Regions from separate parts of the Mus musculus genome. Here all the other regions are linked to region 1. Evidence: chromatin loops called from intact Hi-C (ENCODE). Cell type or tissue: heart. All regions are shown on one strand.

Region 1 (8,000 bases):
TAATTCTTCTAAGGTATTCTCCCCTTATTCTAGTCACCTATTAGTGTTAATAGTTCTTTACTGCAATGTGTTTTTTCTCTTCCGATGGAACCTGCTTCATACACTCCGAAGTAACATTAAAATGATCTGTGATGCTTAGGGTTGGAGGAAGTCCATATGTCCTCACAGGTCAGACTAAGATTGGACCTGGATATTAGATGAACAAAATGTTTTGAGAATTTAGTTAGCTAGAAAGGCAGCAAACGGTGATGCTATAAACACTGTCTGACCATATGACTTTACTGATCTACACTTTAAAGGATTTTACTCTAGTTCTCAGTGAATTTGTTATTAAAAAATAAAAATCTGGATTAATTTGTTGACCTTGGAAAATGTGTCAAAATCCAATATTATATAATGTGAATTTATAAATTATTAATGATAGCTATTATTTATTGAGAATTCAGTAATCTTCAGCAGTTAAATTTATTGGATCCATATAGCAATACAGATGTATACTTTGACTCTCTCTTGAAATAGAAAAAGAGATTGGCCTCACAGGTGATATATCTAGCAAATTTCAAACAAACAAACAAAAAATTTAACCTAGAACTTTCTGTGAGCCACAGCTTGTCAAAACCACTCCGCTTCCAAAAGCCAATCATAAGTTACCTTGGAAAACAAATAGGGTATTTTCAGTCTCTCAGTCAGAGATTTGGAGAAGAGCTACCACAAGAATCTGCAACATGTTTAGCAGCACACCCTGAGATACTGCCTGTACCATCAACCTGTTACTTAACCAGATATGGATAAACTAAGTGAACTCTGGAGATGAAATTCCCAGAACCTAAGTGTTAACAGAGTATCTAAAATGTAGCAGCCTTTATTCTGAGCTGAGTTGAAGGCAGATGAAATATTAACAGCAAGTTCTAGCAGCAGAAAATGAAATATGAGATCCTGTATCAGAAATTATTAGTAACCTGTTAAAAGAAATGCTGAAAAATGGCAGTTACCAAATTAAAACTGGGAAACAGAGCCCAAATGGGAAATTTCAAAAAGTTTGGAGGAAAATAAATGACAGATTGTCCTCTTGGCTCTTATTACTATGCCATCCTAAATCCTACTTGGCAATGGATGGTGGAGGTGAAATAAGAGCGGCATCCCTGCCAGCGTTGGTCCTCAGATTTGTAGTCCTAAGTGTCTGTGATGGTGTCTGGGGCTGACTGGAAACGTAGTTGGGAGTTGATAGCATTTGAGCTTTATCTAAATTGAAGAGCCTGGAGACTCTTATTATGAAAGGCTTCCTCTCATTTGTGAATTGGCCCCTTTGCTCCACTTTGGATGGCTGGCTTCCTCCATGCAGAGCTATACTAAATGTTCTACATGGGAAAGCTATTCTCCTTAAATGCCTTCAAATTTAAAGCATCTATCTGAATATGTTCATGTTTATGACTCAAAATATCTAACATCAAAAAGAAAGAGGGGGTACAAATAGAAAATGCCCAGCAGTAAATGAAGGAGATATTTTTCCTTCAGTAACTGAAAAAGAAAAATTATTTTATGCAGAGTTGTTGAGCATTTGATGCCAGAGGGGAGAAAAAGGGAAATGAGCTATAGAACCATAGAATCTTACTGTTGGCAGAAACAGCAGAGTTCATGCAGTCCTACCCTATCATTTTTCAATGAAGAAACTGAGACATGGGGAGTTAAGGGACTTGACTTGCCCAAGATACAGAGTTGTTTACTGACAGCCATGCCAAAAATATTTCCCAACTCCCCACACAGAACTCTGTATTTCAGCATGCTGCTACCACTCTCTGCTGAAAATTAACACCAATACAGCCCAAACACAGAGGAGTTCAGTGTCTGTGGAGACCAGGAGACGGATGATTTCAAGGTAGAAATCAGGATGGGAAAAGAACAGAGAAAGGATGACTGTCCGTTGTGACTCCTCACACAAGCTTTTCAAGCCATTTGCTGTGGGCTTACTGTCCCCTACCTCTCCACCAAATAGAATGAAGAAGAAAATAAACTTTTTGTAATATCTAAAGTTTGCATGTGTTCAAATCTGATTTGCCCAGGGAATTGTGCGTACATGCTGTGTCCGGATGTAGAGTGGTTTGTAGGTGGCACGCTTACTGTACCCTGCTATTTTCTTCAGCCTGATACAGTTTCTCTAACTCAGAAATGCTTCCCTGAAATCTCAAGTTAGTTTCAGGACAAGGATGGTTCCTATCCATGGCACACATCTAAGAATGACAAATAACTTTAAGATGTAAGAATTATCTTCTCTTAATCTTCATACAGAATTGAAATATTGTAGAACTTTAGCTCAGTTTCAAGATTTGGATGAAATAATTTCTGTTTTGTAACCATATGAGTAAGTGATAGTAAACCAGTCCAGATAACACAGTGAAAAGGACTCCATGGGCTCCCCTTGCAGGCCAGTCCAACAACCTTCTTCACAATAGAGCGACCAGAGATGAGAGCCTCGGCCACATGATGAAAAGTGCAGATGGAGGGCTTTGCATGAAAACCGATTATGTGCGAGAGGGCTCAGGAGAGGATCGGGGTGGAATTGGAAAGGAGCGGCCACTGAAACAGGAGAAGAAGATATGCTTGACCAGGTCTAGTAAAATATTCCCTGCCACAACCACTGTTCCATGAAGAGACTGAGCCAAGAGGCCTAAATAAACTAACCTGGGGGTCAGTGTTACCATTAATGTGGGAGGCATCATGGAGAGCACATCCGGACTTGTGTTACACAGTAATCACTGCTGGGTGTCAGCATTCATCAGCCAGATGGTCAGACCCACAATTAATCAATTAGGCTGGGACAATCAACTGGACTAAGTTTTCCCCTTTGGTAAAACAGCCTCATCATGTGGTCAAGGCCAATAGCACTTTTATCCTGTTGCTTTTGGAGTAGCTTCTAAAAATTCCCTCATTTTTTTTTTTCTTTTGGCCTCTGGTTACTAGACACTGTCAGGCTCCCAGTTCCTTTGATAACATGGATTCCCCAATCAAGGTTTTCACATAATAGATCATCAGCATCCCCCGTATTCACATTGTAACACTGAAAATCCCACATGAAAACAAGCTCTTCAAAGCAGCATGGTAAGCCCTACATCCAACTGATCTCCTGTAGTATTTCTTCTGGTTCTACTCAATCTGGTGGGACACCAATGGCAGAGCTTCTCTGACTGGGCACATAAGGGTGATAAGTGATGCTAGTGATAATAGTAGTTTCTGGTGTATTCGGCGTCAGACAGACATACCATGACAAAAATAGATAAACATCAACTCAGCCTTTATAACGCCAATTAGGATGATACGGTCACCCCCCTTTCAAAGAGAAGGAAACAGACTAGGAAATTCATTGAACATGTGATAGGATACTCTACTGACATGCTGTGGGACAGAAGCTACATAGCCTGTCATACATGTTTTCTTAACAGACACAACCTTGTGCCTCTGAGAGCTAAAAGCTAAGAATGTGTTCTAGATCTTGGCGGCTCCCCTTCAAACTTCAAGTTGTTCACTAGTGTTTTTCTTCTCTGGAGGCTCATTCTGCTTCCCATGCTACACAGCTCCAAACCACAGCCGGACTTTCCCCTTCCGTGTCGAGGGTTCCCAGTCTCCCGCTCAGGAGCCTTACCTACATTGGTATCTTTCTGTCTGTTTTAGGTAGTTTTCATCAGTTGATTTATAGCACAGCTTGCCTCTCCATCACTGATTTCTTTTTTTAACTTAGATTTTACCCCTCCTTTCTTTTGGCTTACCTCTGGCTGTATTATAGTGTACAGCACAGGAGTGATGCTTCGGAATCCTGGCGGTCACTGTCTAACAGAGTCCTGGATACTATACGTATTGGGTAGAACTAGACGCGATGCAGTGCTCCCTGTGTGCACCATTGAACTTGCTGTGTCTCTTTCCTCTCAGCTCTTTTCTACTGTCAGACTTGATGTAGACTTAATGATTTTGTGTCTACACAAAGGATGCAGTCATCCCAAATATCCATCCTTGATGTATCAGTTACTCTTACAACTACTTTATAGAGTATATTACTTCTCTATATAACGGCTATATTTGCTTTTTTGTTTTGCTACTTAGCAATTGGAAAACATATCAGAATGCTAAAACAATATAGTATGGAACTACCTGTTTTTACTTGAACTTACAGCACATGAATAAATAGGTGCTCATGTAGTAATAATAACCAGCATGCTTTAGCCTTCAGAGTCTGTTTTGTTCTTACGGCCGTTCTTTCTGCAGTTTTATATTCTTTACCCCAGGGCTAATGAGGCTCTTTCATTGTGACCTGCAGTATCCTGCATATTACACAGTTGAGTCCTGCCATCTAGGCTGGCTTTCTGCTTCATTTTGCTCCTGACCTGCCTCCCCCCCCCCCCAACCCCCAACACACACACACACCCCAATGCTATTCCAGGCCTGGCCTCTCATGACCAGAGACTGCTGACTCATCCTGGCCTGTGCCAAGCTGTGCAGTCGCTTAGTGATGTGGACAGGAGTCGAAGGACTAGAATGAGCTCACCGAACTCATTTCACTTGTTGCTTACGGTACAGTCCAGCATGAGCTGGAAATGTAGGAACCTCAGCCTCCCGAGCAGAAAGAGTAAGTAGATTACACACAACCCCATCGTCAAGTCCTCAACAAGCAGGGGACGGTGTTGGGTGGGGGCTTGCTTCTCATGGCTCTTGGCTATGGCTAGGGCATTCTGGGTCATCAGGAGTTTCCCTTTGTCCTCTTTTCTTCCTCTCCTCCACAGTTGCACCCTCTCCCCACCCCCACCCCCACCCCACACCCTCCCTGAACTTCCCTTCTGAAAATGTCCGGATGGTAGAGCAATGATCTGGGCAGAAATGAAATTTTGTTAATAAGCAGCCTCCGCACGAAACCCTGGAACACAGACTCTGTGAAACTGCTTAGAGTAGCCTGTATCCTGGGAACTCACGTGAACTTCCCAACAGAATTCAAGGACATGAGAAAAGCTTCCCTACCTCCCTTCTTGAGTCTCTTTTCTTTCTGTTTTAAGAGAGGTAGTTTCAGGAGACATGGCTGCATTCTGGTGTGGTGCAAAGTTTTCCGTCGGGAGACAATAATGTACATTCCTCTGGCAGGATGGGATAGTTTTTTTTTTTTTGTTTTTTTTTTTTTTTTTTTGGTGTGTGTTTCTCTTGCTGTTGTTTATTTATAAGACATTTCCTCTCAGTTAGTGGAAGTTAGATCGTAAGAGGCTCCAGTGATTTTCCTTCCACCTCCCCTCCCTAATTTCTGTGCTTCAGCACTCTGGAACACTGTGAACTCGACAGACTAATCAGAGCAGGGAGCTTAGCAGCCAGGCCTGGACACTCTCAAGAGACTGTGTGACTCTCAGCCGTCACTCCCTGGATCAGGAACCACAGTCCTGGTGAGTGGGGGGGAGCTTCCAGACTCTGATGTATCAAGGATTCTATTCTTGGTGTCTCTGAGGCAGGCAGGAAATAAAGGGTATTTTAAAAGAAAAAAAAACATTTAAAAAAGCCTGCCAAACAATCAGAGTGGTAAGGAGTTTTAGTGTGTACAGCTGAGCGCACTCTGGACAAGGGCAGAGCCTTGAGGCTCTGCTTCGAAGCAGCCTGCAGGACTAGGGTTTGTGCTGCTGCCACAGAGGGCTGTCAGCTTTGACATGCCTAGCAAACATGCTGGTGGGAGGAGGAAGGTAGGTGAGTGACTGGGGCAGGGAGGAAGAGCTCAGGGTGGTGGGAGGGGGAAGTGAAAGTGGGAATAATTATTCATTTGAAGTTTCTCTCCCTCTGCTAACTTTTGATGCATTTCTGTTCTGAGCAGTTGTGCCATGTGCACAGCTAGCTGAGCCAGATAGAAAATCTGTAGTAGATGAGCCACAAAAAGTTTGCGAGGACTCTTCCTTTAGAGATCATTTCCTTGAGGCTGCTCTGAAACGTTAGGAGCCTCTCCCCATCTGACTTCAGGAAAACCTTATGTGTCACAGCCTATTCTTTATTCTTCTGTACTCATGGTACTGAGTAGAAGAATGCAGTGAGACTCCTTATATGGCTCCAGGGAAATTCATCGTCTTGACAAAGGAAACTGATGATTGTCTCCACAATATTGAACCCAAATATAGTGTTGTCCTCAATATAAGAAGAGACCGATTGAGTACGCTCCGGAAAGTTGTCAAAGGAATGGAATGGGGTGGGGGTGGGGTTGCAGCCTGGTCTGTCATAGCCAGTAGGGACCTTACGTGTTGTTCTTGGTATGCACACCCTCCTTAGAAGTGAAATGTCAGGTGAGTGGGCTTGTCTTCTGCTGTCAAGCCCCTGCTCGTTGTTGTTCTAGACATGTTCCATCTTACTGTGCCTTCTCGCCTTTCTAAAGTCAAGTATGTGGCATGTTCTAAGATATTAAAGGAAAAAAAGAGAAAACAAAAAACAAACAAACAAACAAACAAAAAACCCATGGTGGCTATTAAATTATTTGTCTATGTGGCATCCTCTGAAGTGAATTGCTCTTTGGGGAGGGGAAAGAGTCTTTGATGTTCCCAATATGGTTCTCATAGGCTTAAATTTCCCAGAACCACAACCCAGCCTAAGGGGTCCTTACTCAATGTCCTTAAATATTTGGGAAGAAATGCCATTTTATTGTTTTAGCTGCCTTTGCTATTAACACATTGCCAGTAGATTTCTTCTAGGGCTGAAAATGTTTTAATAACAGCTGATTTTACAGATGCATCTCCTATGTATCTGTTATGTGTATTTACCTTTGCTCCAACTGGTACAGTGATTCAGTGTATAACATTGATACTTAGCTCTGGAAGTTTGTTTGCTATATTGGGCGATTTGGATTCTTAACCACAGAACTCATGCATGCTCCTATGTCCCAAGTGCCCTCAGACACTGTGTACTGCTACAGTCACACCAGGGTTTGTCAGTGACCTCTAGAGCAAATGACTTCCTAGCACAGCTCCTGTAGTTTCCAAGGTTCATCAAATCGATTAGCTTTCGGTGTGAAACAATGTTGCTTCAATAAGTTAGGGCCAGAAAGGAAAGCCTGGTATGATAGACTACATTTCTGTTAGTCCATGTTAGTAATTATTGAACTATTCATATATATAATATATTATGGGGTACTTTTATTTATTTTGTTATTTTCTACAAAGCTAAACAATAAAATTGTGTTCTGAACTTTCAAACATGACCTAAGAAATGTATGGAGCTCAGTGGCCATCCAGAGCTACATGGAAGTCTTCCTGTGTGTGTCTCTGCTAACACACCAACCACATACACTGAGAGAGAAACTCAGTCTATACAAGCTACATTGAAGACAGCTTTGTCTATTAACACTTGGAAACAATTTATTCTCAAGAACTATGGCTGTACATAAAAATTTGTAAGCAACTTTAGGCAGAGAGTATAAACACATTTACCTAATGTTATGTCCCAAAAAATTATATTTTACAAATCTAGTCTGCCAGAGAACTTTTTCTTTTAGTTGCTAAGATCTATATGGTCATAAAAATGTTGTGGTGAACTGATGTACATAAGAAGTTAGACTTTGATTAATATATATAGATAGATGCATGTGTGTGACCAGAGAGAACATGATGTCTTTTTATAAGTTGACATAGTTGCATTCAACTATGTCATTACCTAGTATTTTCCATACTTATATAGTAAGCCTTTATAGCATACTGTTACTAATTCTGTTTTTCAGTGTTCATCTGAAAGTTTAAATTTCATTAAATTTCTGTGTTTTAAAATATATTTTTATAATATATGTGTTATAAAATGTGTTTCTTGCAAACAAGTTTTAGATGGGACTATTTCCTATATATTATATTTATTTGATTAGGCAGTTACAATTATAGACGAAAGAACTTGTTCAGCAGCCAGCTTTTGATTGCCCCATTAAGAAACTGTCTAATGCTTCTCAGCCTTCTAGCCACTCCAGTATCAAGGGAAGAAGTTCTATTTGTGAAGAAATTTGGGGAATAGTTTCA
Region 2 (8,000 bases), 59 kb before region 1:
GTGTTTAGCCAGGAAATTATATTCACACATATTTTTCTATATATTCCTCTAAGACTATTATGGCTGATCTTGAATTCCAATATGCAATAATGCATATTGGTACAATATTATCAAATATATCAACCCTCATCTCTATTTGTTGCTGTTGGCAGTAGTGACAGTAATGTTTCAAGTGCCTTAGCCAGTGACTTAGCTGTCCAACAAGAATTACTTAAGTTGTGCCTGATACACAGAGCAGCTTTATAACTATTTTCTGTGTTTTGGTAAAACAGAAAGTAGATTCCTTATAATGCAATTTTTATATAATTGGTTATATAACCTGTAACCAAGTTATTCTTCTGAACATACACAGGAATTTATTCTGAATACCCTAATTTTCAAATAATACTTTTAAACTGAAAAACTAAAACCCATAAAGGGAGTCAATATTTGTAGGGAATCAAAAACAGTTGTAGACATCTGGTCATGGAAGAAGCAGAAGGAAAAATCTAACATCTTCTTCCCTCCTTCAGTCAGATACCTTCGCTTTCTAGCTTGGTGGGTTTTCACACTGAACCACAGGTACGCAGGATTGCATTTTAAAGTTCACTTTACTGAAAGCAAGTCTGCTCAGCCCTTCCTGTCAGCTGTGACCACAGCACGTGGAAACATCTAGGCTATATGTACTTTTTCATTTACAGTGCAGGACTCAAGTAGAGGCAAGGCTGGCAAACTTCAACTTGCTCCAGCTGGGCCATGCAAAGCAGAAGAGTTTTAATTTTTTTCTGATATTTGTTAAGTCCTGCACAACCCTTACAACTCCATTTCTCTTTTCATTGTTCAATACATTCTAATTTTTGAACAAGGTCCTCAGTCACAGACAGCTTTCCAGACAGAAACACTTACCTGCTTGTGCCTTGTATGAAGTAGCAGCTTCATAAATATTTGTTTTGGTATGCTGGGGAGACTCACTGGCCGTCCCAGAACACTGTCCAGGCAAGTGTACACCATGCAAAGAAAGGGACAGAAGAAACTGGAAATGGAGCGTCTCAGATCTAGCAATGGAGACATCATCCTCTTTAATATGGAAGAGCTTATTGTCTACTATTACTCTGTGTTGCTGCTGTGATCTAACCAACCGAGCTACCTTGGATAGTTGCTCTCATTCTTTATAAAAACTTCAAATCTCAGAAGTCAGTTTTACATCTTTCCTAGAGATTCTTTTCAGTGGTGATTGCTCCAGAGGCTCATTTTAAAAACATAGTTTTTGGCAAGCCACCTGAATGATCTTCATTAAATTTCATATGCATGTGGGTGAGATATTGGCTCTCAAATACACATCTCTTGAGCTCTACCACAGACTTCCTTGAATTTGGGCTTTTCTTATATTCTCTGGATAATTAATTTTGTTTTCATTCATATATGTAGAACCTTTCCTATAAAATGACTCTGTCATGTACAGTTTCATTATTTGTGGCATGGTAAACTTCAGGCCTTTCTGAGTCATGTTTGGAGTAATTTAGTTATATTTGATCTTCTATAGATTGTCATTGTGGTGCTGGTATTGAAGGTTGGGTGACTACCAGGAAAGCCACTTGTAGCTTCTGTATTCTTAAGGTAATTAATAAGAAATACAATGTAGAAATATTAATAGGTGTGTACTATCGGACTAGCAGTTTCTAAACTGTAGATTATCTAACAATTGGAGCTTGTTTGTTCCACATTTGAAAATATTTTAATGTTAATTTTTATTTCAATCTATTATTTTGTGACATAGCATAAAAGTTTTAAAGGTTTCAGTTCACATTTGTGCTTCTCTTACCTAGCTTGGAATATAAAACCATACATTAATTTGTAGTCAAAAAGGATAGTATAAGTCGGGCGGTAGTGGCGGATGCCTTTACTACCCGTACTTAGGAGGCAGAGGCAGGCAGATTTCTGAGTTCCAGGCCAGCCTGGTCTACAGAGTGAGTTCCAGGACAGCCAGGGCTACCCAGAGAAACCCTGTCTCGAACAAAAAACAACAACAACAACAACAAAACAAACAGAGAAGGACAGTCCAGCCAGTACTCTGATGAAGTGTCATGAAAGCTGGCGTACACTGTCCATTGCTTGCTTTGCCATCACTGTCACAAGACTGAACATCCCGAACATGGTTAGCAAACAGCCCAAAGCAAGGAGAGACCAGTTTGCTTATATTTATAAAATGTTTAATGAAAAGTACAGTAAAATTCAAACAGAACTACAAATCCTTGTAGTGACCAAAAGTTTGATTATTTTTTAAGCAGATCACAATAATTAACTATGAAACTGAACTTTCTCTACACAGAGTGTATTGTATAAAGGGTTAGCAGATCATTTATTACTGGCTGCATCTGGTTAGTGATCATCAAGTTAAATATTCAGGCACTCACCAAGTCACCAGTCAGTAGGGTCTAATTGTGATTTCATTCCCAAAGGAACCGTCTTTTACTTTCTACGATCAAGCCAGGGTCCCAGGGGAGGGACAAGTGTATTCTTTTCTGTGATTAGCATATTGTCATATATTAGGTGAAACACATACCAAGACTTATGGTATCCTTTTCCATTTCAGACTCTTTTATCATCAGCAATTGAATATTTCACACAACTTGCTGGCTGGTAAGTAAGATTTCATTGTCTCTCAATTGCAGGCCAGAATTTTGAAGTCCAAAGAAATAAAGTGTATTCATATCAAGTTTAGCAACTCCAGACAAACAAGAAGTAAATCTAGGGGCTGTAGTGAATTTACCACCACAAGATTAAATTTGAACAGAATGTATTTTGATACTGATAAGATATAAAAGAATAAGAATCAATATCACAATATTGGTAAACATTTTGAATGACTTTAGTAGACATGGGGGGAAAAACTAAAGGACTTGTTTGGAGGTCTTTCTGGAAATAAATTTTTCTATAGAGACAGAAACAGAATAAGGTGAAGATAGCGCCTGATGCTCCCTGTGGAGAATGCAGTCATTTTGACATTAGGAAAACACACAGGAAGTCTTTCAAACATACTTTTTGTCTCTTTGAATTTCTGGTTTATATTATATAATCTTTTGTAAATCTGAAATGTATTTGCCTCTTTTGAATCTTAAAAACAGACATAGCCACACTTGCATATATCCCCAAGAAGAAAAGGGAGCGGCCTGTGGAGCTACAGATAAACATGTCTGTTACTGGAAATTAATAGTGCCAAGATAATGCAAACACAGGTTTAGAGTTTGGCTGCTTGTCTTCTGGTGAGACTATGTGAAGTTTCTAGAAGGGTAGTGTAGCATTGTGTCCTTGAACAGTCTTGGTAGTAGGTGCCTGGAGGAGAGCAAGGCAGGATGGGAAGGTAGGAGACAGCCAGAAAGAGCTGAGTTTGCTAGAGGCTGGCAGGCTGTAAACTGTAATGACAAATGTGCTCCAGAGGGAGGGGGAGGGAAGGAACACCTCGCTTGGCTTCTGGCTCTCTTCTGCCTGGCACTCTAGTCCTGTTTAGTCATAAACAGCAGAGTCATCCAAACCTTTAAAGTTACACTCTTGACTGCACTTCATATGAATGTGCAGTAAATGAAGAAAATCATCTCTTAGGGTGAGACAGAGCTTTCTGTGGGGAATTTCCATGCTCCCTGCACATGATCCATAGTTGTCACCGTTACTGTTTCTAATTCTGTCACCACTCTATCTCTGTCCCTGAGCGTGTCCTGCTTGCCACCGAAGGCCATGGCTTTAGGACTGTTATTCTTTCTCCCGTCCCCAGCCCCGACTCCCTGCTTTACTTGTTTTGCTACCCAAGGTAAACCTGCTCTGAGTGGGAGCCCAGAGGCACAATGAACAGGCCTACTTGGTAACTTTAACTTGTTCTCTCTTAGCATTACTCACAAAATGATATCAGCACAGAAAAGCCACAATTCCACACTATGGCTGACTTGCAAAAGAAGCAGATTCCTCCCCAGTGTTTTCTGTTTCTGTGATCAGATGAAGTATAAGTTGATGGGCTTGGCCTTTGGGTGTATCCGCTTTCAGGCACGAAGATACAGGGCGGAGGGAAGGAGTGGGCAGTGCTGTGTGCTTGCATTTCTCTGTTTTAGTACATGGAAACCTTCTAGAGGAGGGAGCACATCTTGTCTAGTAATGAACAATTATTTATTTCATTTAAAAATGATACTTGTTCATTAAAAATAATTTGGAAAAATACATAGGAGTAAAATGAAGAAAAATTAAAATAATTATATCTATAATTTAAATCTAACCATTAATACCTATTTGATACATTTTCTAACTCTCATTTTCTTCTGAGGACATAGTTTTCGAATATGCTGTGCTTGGAATTCCTCTGTAATTTTTTTGTTCCTTTTTTAAAAATTTAACTTAAGAATTTTTCATTTAGTTACAAAGTCTTTATAGACATTCTAAATAAATAAATTCTATTCCTATAATCAAAATGCCCACAAAAGCATTATATTTTACTTTTTCCATTTCTATAGTCCCTTGCATATGAACAATGTGTGAATCAGTCTGTAAATAATGGATAAATGATTGAAAGTTCAAATGAAGTATATATTTTAAGATGATTTTTCAAAATTTTCAAATCCATGAATGTAGGCAGATTACGGTAATGAACTCCTGTGCATTCATCATCTGGCTCATTCACTGCTTAACCTGTGGCCTGTCAGTTTCCCACTGTATTGCCTTGTTATTTTGAAAAACTCAGATATCATGACAGTTAATTAATTAGCCAATATTTCTGGTTCATTAGGATGCTTTTACATGTTGATGTTTTTAAAAGTTTCAGAAAAGCAATTCTCATCATTATATGGAACACTGTTTCTCTTCTTCGTGTCTTGGCCTCATGTCTTCTCATATGTAGCAACTGACTGGAAATATCTCAGCAGCTTGTGCCATAGCACCCTCAGGCACATGTGCTAGCCAAAGGACAGTGGGGTTGGAGAAGAGACCACTCTAACGTTAGATAGGCTTCTGAGACAAACGGTTTTCTTTGGGATCTTTTTGCTTAACTCAATTTTAGGATGATAACTTGCACAGCAGACTTATACAGTATCACTTATCTTTATCATTGAACATATCAATGTATTATATGCAATTGTTCATCTGAAGTAAAAGAAAAAGTTCATCCTCCGACCACGTAGAACTCTAAACTGCTTTAAGCCATTACTATATAGAGCAAAGCAAAGTACTTAAACCTAACTTAGTGCTCCGTTCAAATGTGTATAGATTTTAAGGCTTTTTTGATAACAGGAAAGCACCTGGTAGTTACATGGGACTCTTAAATCTGAAAAGGGGAACATTATATAATTTTATACATACAGCTTTATATCCAAGGAGAGGAAATAATCCGCTGCACATCACTGCCTGTGTTTATTACTCTGGTTGTCCCAAGGTCTCCAGAGAAACATCTACAAGCCACTTTTCCATAGATAGAACACAAGTTTCACAAAAGAGCTCTATACATTCTGAATGATGTGTTGAATTGGGATTTGTGTACAGTACCTGTTTGCAAGTTTTCCTTTCTTACTTACTAAATTTTAAGCCAGAGACTGTTCAGTGGTGATGTGTTAGCCAACAGGTGTTTTGAACTCATCAGATATTCAGGATGTGAGCAAGTACACACTGCATCCATAGAAACTGAATTTATGTGTTACTTTGGCCTGTTTAATCTTTGGTGCAGTTTCCATTGGCCTCGAAAGTGAGTGGCTGGAATATTGATGTGCCTAACCCTTCGAGAAGATATAAAAAATTTCTCCACCACACTAAATCTCTAGAAAAAATATGATGGCTTACAGAATGGACACATACAAAATATTTTCAGCCAAAGCTGGTAGGAAAAGCACACGGGGAAAAAAGAAAGTAATAACACAAGCAATAAACTATCCAATCAAACAGAGCATCTGTAGAAACTGCTCCTGTGCATGTGTAAACAATACAAATTCTTTTCCTGTTTCTATCTCTTCTCTTTCCATCTGTCTTCTGAACATTTATTTTCCTCTACTATGGTTTGACATCACCACCATTAAAATATCAGCTAAAGAGCTGAAGTGTGCCCTGGTGCCATGGAATTCAGGCAGGTATGACAAAGCAGTAACAAGCAATTGTACTATTTTAAAGTTGCAAAGTATCCATATCTTATAGCAACTCACTTTCCTGTCGTTATTTTAACATGGATACTAACAGCACCTTATGGTCATTTATTTACATCTTTTCCTTACATGTGATGGTGTACTATGTTCCTGTCATAAACATGAACTGTAAAGTACATTTCTTTGACAGAGAAACCATGATTCTTTCTTGTTTGTGTATTATACCATGTACTCAAGTTATCCACCAAAACTTCATCATGATTGCAGTTATAGTAATAATTATCAATAATAGTGATAGTATTTTCTTCTAGAAAGAGTAGCTGAAGCCATCTCAGAAGTAACTGTGACTCCCAACAGATCAGTAGGCTCATCACCTGAGCCTGATAAAAGTTCTGTTTGAAAAACGCCTTGAAAAATAGCTCCTGTTTCTTCCTTATGTGTGGCTTCTTGGGTCACTGTTGTATTTGTGACCTTATGTGTAACACTAAGAATAAAGTAGCAATCCACTTTCTACCTCTTTCTCTGAACTAAGCTCATGATTATAGTTGAATGACTCTCCTTATTTTGATGCAAGGGATCCTTTGTAAATGCATGACAGGATTTTTAAGCCTAAAGATGCTGATAATCATAGCCAAAGGAGGTAGAAGGTTTTATTTAGATTGCCGAGCCTCTCTATTCCATGAAACTGGCATATTTTCTGGGAAGTTTTTATTAAACATATATTATGCAATTGTGGACAAGAGGATAAAAATTATGTTATTCCTTCCCCAAGATAACTCCTGTGATTCTCTGTCACATGGGAGGAGAGAGGAATGAAATCCATGCTAAAGCAGATATTTAAAGAGATTCTTATATCCTCATCACAGTCCTTTCACATCGGGATGCTGAGGAGGAATCCCCATTCTTCCCTTTGACTAGACTACAGTTTGAACGGGAGATGGTTGAGAAATGGCTATCCATCTGGAGATTGCTCCAGAGGCCCCTCTAGACTCCCATGAGAACTGCTTCTATGAGTTCTGACCTTCATTGTAGAAATATTTCTGATTTTTTGATGATATATGCCAACAGCTTGTTTTCTGGGTATTTGATAGCCACTCTGAATTCATCTAATGTTTTTTGTAGCATGGAGATCTTGTAACCTTTCAATCCTAAGAGTAAGGACTCTTGGAATTAATTATTTAAAGACTTTTAGCCCTTAACTATTTTTCTTTCTTTGTCCACAAACAAGTTGATTGGTTAATCATGTCCTTTGTTTGTTTTTGTTGTTGTTGTAGATACTGCACATAAAGCAAGGATGAGGGAAAGCTGTTTATAAAAGATAATTACAATGGCAGCATTGCACTTTCTCTAGATTGTCTCATTCTCTTGATTGCATCAAGACCTAGACTCTAGAAAGTGTATTTCAGTTTTACTAGGAAAATGATAGAGAGAAATAATTCCGTATTTATCATATATTATCAAATACAGCATGTTAATATCCTTACAATTACAAATATCACAGTTCTTTCAAACCCTCTTCTATTAGCATGACTTCAGTATCTGGTTAGTCCTCACACAAAGTGCCCAGAATCTAGGACAAAACACCAGATACTTTTCAAGTCCTTGGAGAACAGTTTTTTAATCACAATATGATAGGTCTGTGGTCTGTTAGAGCTGAATTTATTTCTGAGATGACTTATCCTACCCTCCCTTGAATAAAAATTCACAGTTTCCTCACAATTAAATCAAAACTCAAAGGCCAAAGGGATCTCTAAGATTGTCTCCAAGTCATCCTTTTGATAAATTTGTATTGATTTATTTGTTAGTATTTCAATGAAGGTTTTGTTAGAGAAATGTGAATCATTTTCTTTTGTTCCAATTCATTTTATATATTAAATACGATTTTATTCATTGCAGCATATAAATAAAAAAAAA
Region 3 (8,000 bases), 72 kb after region 1:
GAGATTTACTTAACACACATATTATTTCATAACTGTGCCTTTTGTGCATAGCAGACGTTACTTTTGACTCAAAGTGAGAAAATTGTTCCTAGGTTTAAGCAAGAGTACCAGTTTGAAAAAGATGACAGGATGCTCAAATACAAGCAGGACCTGTCTCTACACATCTAAAACAGAAAGCAGAATATTCAAACATGTGTATCTTGCACTTAATTTAAACTGCGTGGTTGGTTACCTATCTCTCTGGCAATTCCGTATAAAGTTTTATTACTGTGAAATAGAATAGGGTAGGGATTTATGTCACACAAAAATGAATTTCCATGGATGGGAACACACATGAAATAATTTAAGTAAGCAGTATGTCAAATGAAAATTTAAGATGTTAGAGCTGGTGGTATATAGGGAAGAAGCAACAGAGGAGGTCTGTGTAATAGATGATAAATATATCACAGTTAGAAAAAAAGAAGGGACCTGGTTGCTACAGTGGGTTTTTTTTCTAATGTTGAAGAATTGTGGAAAACACTGAAGAGTAAATTTTAAGAAACCAAAACAAATTATTAAATAGGGGCAGCCTCATTTGTACATCAAAGAAAAATATATTACTTAAGTGTGAGCCCATAGTTCCAAAATGTTCCATTTTGTTCCAAAATGAGCAATACCCACAACCCTAGAATTTCATGAGGTATGCACAATAAAGACATCTTTTAAAACTCCAGTTCACAAAGGTTACTAAAGGGCCATCAGTGAGCACAGCTCCATTTACCTCATAAAACTCCTTCCTTGTCATTGCTTGCTTTGGTTTCAGATAATGAGAATTAGGGTGAAGAGCATGTGTTTCAAATATGAGAGACTGGTCTAAGAGTCTTACACACCTTACATACCATCTTACAACTGATGTTAAGGTTCTGTGCAGGCTTTAATGGAATGCTGGCATCATAAAATGATATGAAAAACTTTTTTCATTATATTCTGTACTTGTGGTCTTTTTTTAAAAACATAGTCTGTGCAAGAAATTCAGAATAGTAGATATTTGACATAGGGTTTAAGAATCCTATTTTTAATTTGTCTCCCACTTCCCTAATCCTTAAGCTTAGACTAAACATCTCAAAAACACTATAAAACTAGGGTTTTATGGCTGGTTCCAGTAAGAGACACAGCAGAGAAACTAACTATCCTACTATGTGTCCTATTGCTGTGATAGCATACTGTAAACAAACATATCCCGATCCAAATCCATCATTGAGAGAAACCAAGGGGTTAGTACAAGCACAGACCATGAAGGAGTGCTGGTTAATGGCTTGTTATCCACTGGTCACACAGCTTACTTTGCTATAAACCAAGACCATCATCCCAGGAGTGGACCACTCACAGTCAACTGGGCCCTCCCACATCAAACACTAAGCAAGAAAATGTTCCACAGACTCACTTACAGCCCAGTCTGATGGGACACTTATCAGTTTCTTTTTTCCAGATGACGCTAACTTGTGTCTAGCACAGTAATGTGCTTCCAAGTACTACTTCTAAGTTGATGTCATCCTCAGGGAAAAGAAAACATAGGGAAGGAAGAGTGATGTGCTCCGGAAGGGCAGAGATTGTATTGCTTTGGAACTTGCCCTTAAGGTGACTGTCAGATGCTAAGGATGTCCTGGACTACTCAAGATGCCACAGGTCCTGCAGAGCTCAAGCTCTGCAGCAAGGTCTTGGATAGAGTAGCTGCCTTTGACCACATGGTAAGTCCTGAGAATGGACAGGGTGACCCAAGCAGAAGCTTAAAGGGAAAACTCCTGGGAATAGAACTAGAACATTTCAGTACTTGGGAAGCAGAGAGGATAGAAGAGCCAAAGAGAAGACAAGAAAGGATCCAAGAGAGAAGGCAAAAACAAAAAAATCAGCCACTGTTGATAAGGAACCGAAGGTTAACTGCCTCAGGCACAGCACTGGTAAGCTTGAATCAAACTGAAACTAGAAATAGCCACCTTCAGCAAGGAGAACGCCCGCACTGACACAGCATGCCCAAAGAGCACTGTTCTGCTTGAATGTGGAGCTGGAATCTCATAGGTGGTAGAAGCCTGTTTTACTAAAATACTTGCCATTTTTTAATGTTTAATTAGTGGGGGTGGGGTGCACGCGTGCACAGCAAGGGATCCAAAAGCCTTGCCCTAAAAGCACCCCTTTTTTATGTACACTCATAGTTCTTACCTTTTTCAATTAATGTTCTTTCACTTGCTATTGTCCTAATTTTTAGAAATAATTCTGTGTGTACTTTAAAGATAAATTGTTAGGAAACAGTATACAAAATATATTAAGTTGCTTTAGTGACCACAGTGTATTTTCAAACCAAAAATAAGTGTAAAAATAATATTATCCTCTACTTATATAGAGTAAGACAAATAGCTATGGTACTCTTTAATCAAAACTATTTCTATTACCTTCTGTAATTTCTGAACTAGTTATGTTCTATTTTGAAATCATTGAAATAACTACAGTTTGGAGAGAATGAATAAAATGCATTTATTGCACACAAAGCTCTTGCATATAAGTAAAAAAAAAAAACATGATAGAAATCATTGTGAGACATAAATGGTCTCTTGGAATAGAACCAGTGTGTCTGGTTTAGGAGGGCTCTTACTTCAGGTAATATTAGATTCTCTAATACATAAACCTGCAAGGCTTAGTGGATTAACATAATAGAACTTTCTGTTTTGCTCATGCAAAACTAATCATGGATTCAGGTTGGCAGAGACTCCATCATCTCTTGGACATGGCTTTTAGAGTAACCTTGAGTATTACATCCAGACAGAAGACTAGAGAAAACGAAAACAACAGAGAAAAGTTTTTCTGAGCCAGACTCAGAGCAGTATGTATCATTCCACCAGGATTCCATTGGCCAGAATGTGGTCACGAGGCTCTGTTTTCATGGAAGCCTGGGGAAAGGAGGTTTCCTGCATGCCCAAGAGAAAGGTAAAAGGTCTTTGGAATAGTCAACAATTGCCTAAGGACCAGAACTGGCCTCTTGGGTAGGATTTAGGATGGCAGACAATTAAGTACATACGGGTGTTACAGAATGAGAAGGGAGTGGCAACGGAGGAGCCCGTTCCAGCCCCACCCCTTTGTGTAGATGTAGGGCTGTAGAGTCATCGTAGGTTTCATATAAGCTCCATAACAGTAGTGTTCCTCTCTCATCTGAAAATGCCATGCAGTCTCAGAGATAAAGGGATCTGCCATGCGTGGCAGTTTACTTAGCTGGATATTGCATTTATTAAAGCAGAGAAGAACTGTAGGTATTCACCTTAAAACACTCTCATTTCAGAGGAGAGGCACCCAAGGAGGTCATGGACTCTAGATTTGACACAGTGAGTCACTGTTAAAACGAGAGCAAACCCAGGGCTCTAAGCTCTACTCAGTGCTTTCTGTGATCAGAGAAGAAGGTTGGCATTTATTTTACCACGATTTTGCAGAAATAACCATAGAATTTCATCATAAATTAGTTTGGTCTTACTTTAATTCCTACCTTCAAACTAATGGAAATCATCGGTGCTAGTATGAAATTTATGCTAAGGGTATAAATAAATATAAAACATACTTATTCTAAGGGGGGATGCATTTTATATTCTATTCTGGAGACCAGTGTATGTGTTCGTGTTTCTCTCTCTCCTTCCCCTCTCTCTCTCTCTCTCTCTCTCTCTCTCTCTCTCTCTCTCTCTCTCTCTCTCTCTCTCTCTCTCTCTCTCTCTCTCTCTCTCTCTCTCTCTCTCTCTCTCTCTCTCTCTCTCTCTCTCTCTCTTTCGTCTTATGTCGACATTTTATGTCCACAAACAAGGATGGATAAAATCAACATATTACTGTTATTCTTTTACCTAAATTTTCAAAGAGAAGAGAACAAAAGGTGACTGACAGGCGAGTTGCATGGCTATAATTGAGTCTGTGTTACTTTTATTGTTACAGGATTTTAATTGGCATAGATGCCTAAATGTATATCAAAATGCATGTCACAGCTTTTGTACAAAAATAAATTTGACTTTAGAACACATTTTCTTTAGTGAGAATAATAAATTATCTTGGAGCTTATGATTCTCTACTTTTAAAAAATCATAAGGTCAGTTTTTAATTAAAAGATAAGAAAAGTACTCAGTGTCCACGTAGTTAAAATCAGGATAATATAAACAACAACAACAAAAAAAGTTCAAAGGAAAAGTCTCAATCCATCTTCAGAATAATTGGCGCAAGGATGGCTTCCTATAGAGACCTAGAAGACCAGCTTTGAGGACTCTCATGTCGCAGTGTAAGGAAATTAAAAACTGCACAATCTACTACCCAGAAGTTATTCTAAACTTCTTTCATTCTAATCATGAGTTAGAATTGTTTTCGTCTACTAAACAGATCTCTTGGATTCAAGATCTCTTGGATCATTCTCTTTTCCAAAATAGCTAACAAGAAGACTAAATGGTCAGCCTCCATTATATGAAATAAACATATATAATAGTAAATTAGAGCTATTGGTAACTAGTGTATGTATTCTTAAACAATGTGCAGGTGTAGGCAACCCTGCTACAGCCCATCAGTCTGTTCTTCATGAGGCAAGTTTGGCAACTATTCTTTTATATCCTTAGGATTATGGTAAGATACTGAGAAGACCAGTAAAATCAGGTGACCGTTCAAAAAGCCAACTCTGAGAACACCTGATAATGGCTATCTAAAGATCTACTGTTTCTGGTTGTGTATCTGGTGACAACATTCTGTAATCCTAAATACCAAAGGGCATCCATCACTTCCACCCGCAGAAGCAGTGTGGAATTGTCCTATGCCTTGGCTTCTGAGAAACCAATGCTGGCTTTGTCAGTTGCATGGCCCACTTACCCTCCAGTGAGATTTTTGGACCTGCCATCTAGTGGCCACTGCAGAAACAGGACAATCCTAACATTCTGGTCTTCATTTGAAAAGGATTTAAATGGGGCTCATCTGCAGACACAGAGATGCTCTCTGCCCTTTGAACGCCAGTTCCCTCCTCCTTCATTAAGCACATTGCCATTTTCATTCAGCAGCTTCAGTCGGACCATTTGTTATATGCCCAAGAAAAACAGATTTTTTTTTCATGCAAAACGATACACTTCCCACCTGGAATAAGAAAAAGGCAAAAAGAAAGTCTTCCATTATTGCAGAAAGATCTGGAGTGGGAAAGTGGAAGCGGGGAGGAGGGGATGTGGGGGACCAGGCTGATACTCTGTCAAGTAGCTCTACTTATGAGACTAATTCTTACAAACTGTGCACCCAACAGAGTAAACCTCTTATTTGCTGCTTTTCTCTGATCCCCTACATAGCTGTAATGTTCTGCTTGTTTTTCCCTGTCCTGTAAGCCACGTAGGCATCTGATATTATACATAGTGTTGGCAAAGGAACAATTTGCAAATGAATTAAGCAGGTAATTATTAGAATATAGGTCCTTGGAAGTATGTGTTACTGTAACAAAACCCAGTAAGAGGTTACTTTTGTTTCATTGTTTCTATTGTGGTTCCTGGTTGTTAGTTTTCTCATTTCCAGGGATTTATGAATAGAATGCAGAAATTCACAGTGGGCTATTACTATTATTATTTATTATTTGTCAAAGAAACAAGTGTATAGAGCAAAGGCCAGTTTGTGAACTATCCCAGGCAGTCCACAGGGCCTCAAATTCCACCCTTGAGCAGGTCCTGTAAAACATAAGACAGAATGAAGACAGATGGACGGATGGTACTTATTCAATAGCTTAAATATAGAACTCGGGTGTACAGGTGCATCTTCAGATGTTATTTGAAAGAAAAGACAGAATATCTTGGCATTGTGTCATTTATTCATAAATATTATAAATTTATATTATTTGAGAAACTATTCTAAATATACAAGAAGGCTTAGAAGAAGGCAGGAAAGCTGATTGATTTTTCTCGAATGAGACAAAGAGCAAACTGAGCAGTGGTGACTGATACGGAGGAAAGAGAAGAGCCAGGCCAGTGACAAAGCCAGGAAAAGAAACTCCAAGAGGATACATAAAGTTTGACAGACAGGAAATTGTATATTAAAAATAAATAGAAGCTAAAAACCAAGGGGGAAGATGATCTTGGCAACTATGTTCTTAATATGCTAAAATTGCCGAGAGAATCCAGGAGCAACAGTGGCATGAACAACAATTTAATGAGGAAATTGCTGTGCCAGGAATTGCACGGCAAACAGAGGACATGGTTCTGGGCCTGAGGAAGGTATTGATACAGCAAAAGGATGCTCGGGTTTGGATAGGGGCAAAGGGAAAGGGCAATAAAAAAGTAGAATGTATCAGACTGCTGAAGACAGAATTGGAGAAAGCTAACAAGTAAAGCCACAGGGCGGTTGGTTTTGGTTTTGTTATTTAACATCTATTATCCATTGGCATTGTCTGCAGTTCTTATTAGTTGTACCATAAATGTAAAGCTATATCTTTGAGCCTAAAGACAAGAATATTTTCAAAGTTAGAGGAAGATTAACAACCCAGAAGCAGTTGGGAAAGAGAGGCAGCAGGTAGCAGGGGTTTCAGGACTTGAAAGTCAGAATTGATCAGCAGGCCTCAGAATGGGGATGGGAAAGCTATCCTTGCAGAACTCGTGTATGGGGAAGAGACAGAATTAATTTGATGAAACTTTTAAAGATAGAAATTAATACGCTGGGGCAGGAGGTGACCGCCGAGTAAGATGGATGCCCTGAATGGAAGAGAGCAGTGTGGTGTTAAATGAGGCTGTCATGTGAACCTGAGGAAACACGGGCTTGTAGTATGTCATGAGCCATTCACTCTTGAAGTACTTATTGAGGGTATATTGTCTTCCATCCCACTAATGGAACTTATAGTCTAGTGAAGAGAAAAAAACAAACAAACCAAATATGCTAAAATGATCATTTCACATAGCGATGAGTGCCACCGAGAACAGCTCAGTGTGACCATAAAGAGAGGCATGCATGGATGGCGGAGTGGGGGACAAAAATGAGGGAGCAAAGAAATGGATTAAAGAAAAGAAAGGATGGGGTGTGTTTATAGCTATGGACTCTGGAAAATTAAAGTTTGCAGACACTAGAAAGATGGGAAGTGATGGAGAGTTGAGGAGGCCAGAAAGGCTCAGGGTTCCCACCAGGCCTCCTGGTTACATCATCACTCACTCAGCCACTACTCACTAATCCAGTAGCTTCCTTGAACTCTCGTGATCTGCCCTCTACCCCGCTCCAGATTCTCATTGCTGCGGCTGTAATTTTGACATTTTAATTACTAATAATTACAACTGCCCATAATCTCAATTACAGGCATCCACTCTCCAATTACTACCTCACATCTTCACAGCCCAATCTCTCTGTTAGCCCTATTAACAATTTCTGAAGCCCATAGGACCCCTTAATTTATTAATTTTGTCCAGAGGCTCTCATATCCTCACTTCCTTGTGTAGTTGAGGTTCTGAAGGCCACACACCTCACACACTTGTTCTCTTACAGCTCTATGCTTTTCACTGTAGAGATCAGAACCAGCCACCCACCCTGATCCAAGCCCACATGCCACCTTGACTCTGCTAGAGCCAAAAGCAAGCACATAGACCACTCTCCCTTAAATTTCATGATATCTGCAAGTGGCCTTTGTTGCTGCCCACAGCGTCTTTTCCTGCATCTCTACAAGAGTATTTCACAGCTTTCCCTCTGTCCAGCTTGCAGTCTCCTTCCTTGCCCTTCCTGCCTTTCCCCTTCACTGAGAAGAGAAAAGCAGGTAGGCTAGAAGGAACTTCACACATACCTGCTCTCCAGCAAACATCCCCTCTCACATCAGTGCCCACAGCCTCTGCTTTTTGTCCCCACAACTGTAGGCAATCTGTGCACCCCTGCCTCAGTGTCCTCATCCTTGTGTGTCACATCCACACCTCCTATACTCATGAATAATGTTTCTGAGAAGGTGTGCTGAATTCATGTGCTTTATCTGTTTTCTTCTCTAAATAATTCTAATCATTTCTCTAATTCTAAATAAT

The links. Peaks named below come from ENCODE experiments on the same cell type or tissue, not always from the same donor. Only the 100,000 strongest peaks of a DNase experiment are listed, where the experiment ranks them.
Region 2: a loop joins it to region 1, with 6 times the contacts of the local background. A loop is called at or near these places in 6 of 42 quality-filtered maps.
Region 3: it touches region 1 in a loop (1.9-fold over the local background); 3 of 42 quality-filtered maps call a loop at or near these places.

The regions. Positions count from the first base shown.
Region 1 is chr16:43,358,562-43,366,561 of GRCm38, forward strand. All of the region lies in intron 4 of Zbtb20 (zinc finger and BTB domain containing 20), which reads left to right. Gm9968 (predicted gene 9968) reads right to left here and starts at 5,105. Exons shown (of 2, transcript NR_167988.1): 1 at 5,002-5,105. In heart, no CTCF peak of the experiment used is centred here; DNase peaks (open chromatin) are centred at 1,210, 1,750, 4,470 and 5,360; H3K4me3 peaks cover 1,098 bases; H3K27ac peaks cover 2,888 bases.
Region 2 is chr16:43,299,997-43,307,996 of GRCm38, forward strand. Zbtb20 (zinc finger and BTB domain containing 20) reads left to right here. Exons shown (of 11, transcript NM_001285805.1): 4 at 2,573-2,619. Among named protein-coding and RNA genes, the nearest start is that of Gm9968, 60 kb to the right of the region's middle. In heart, a CTCF peak has its summit at 3,415; DNase peaks (open chromatin) are centred at 3,385 and 3,685; H3K27ac peaks cover 1,123 bases.
Region 3 is chr16:43,430,279-43,438,278 of GRCm38, forward strand. The region is part of intron 4 of Zbtb20 (zinc finger and BTB domain containing 20); the gene reads left to right. Among named protein-coding and RNA genes, the nearest start is that of Gm15713, 14 kb to the left of the region's middle. In heart, a CTCF peak has its summit at 4,889 (motif pointing left); DNase peaks (open chromatin) are centred at 1,443 and 1,553.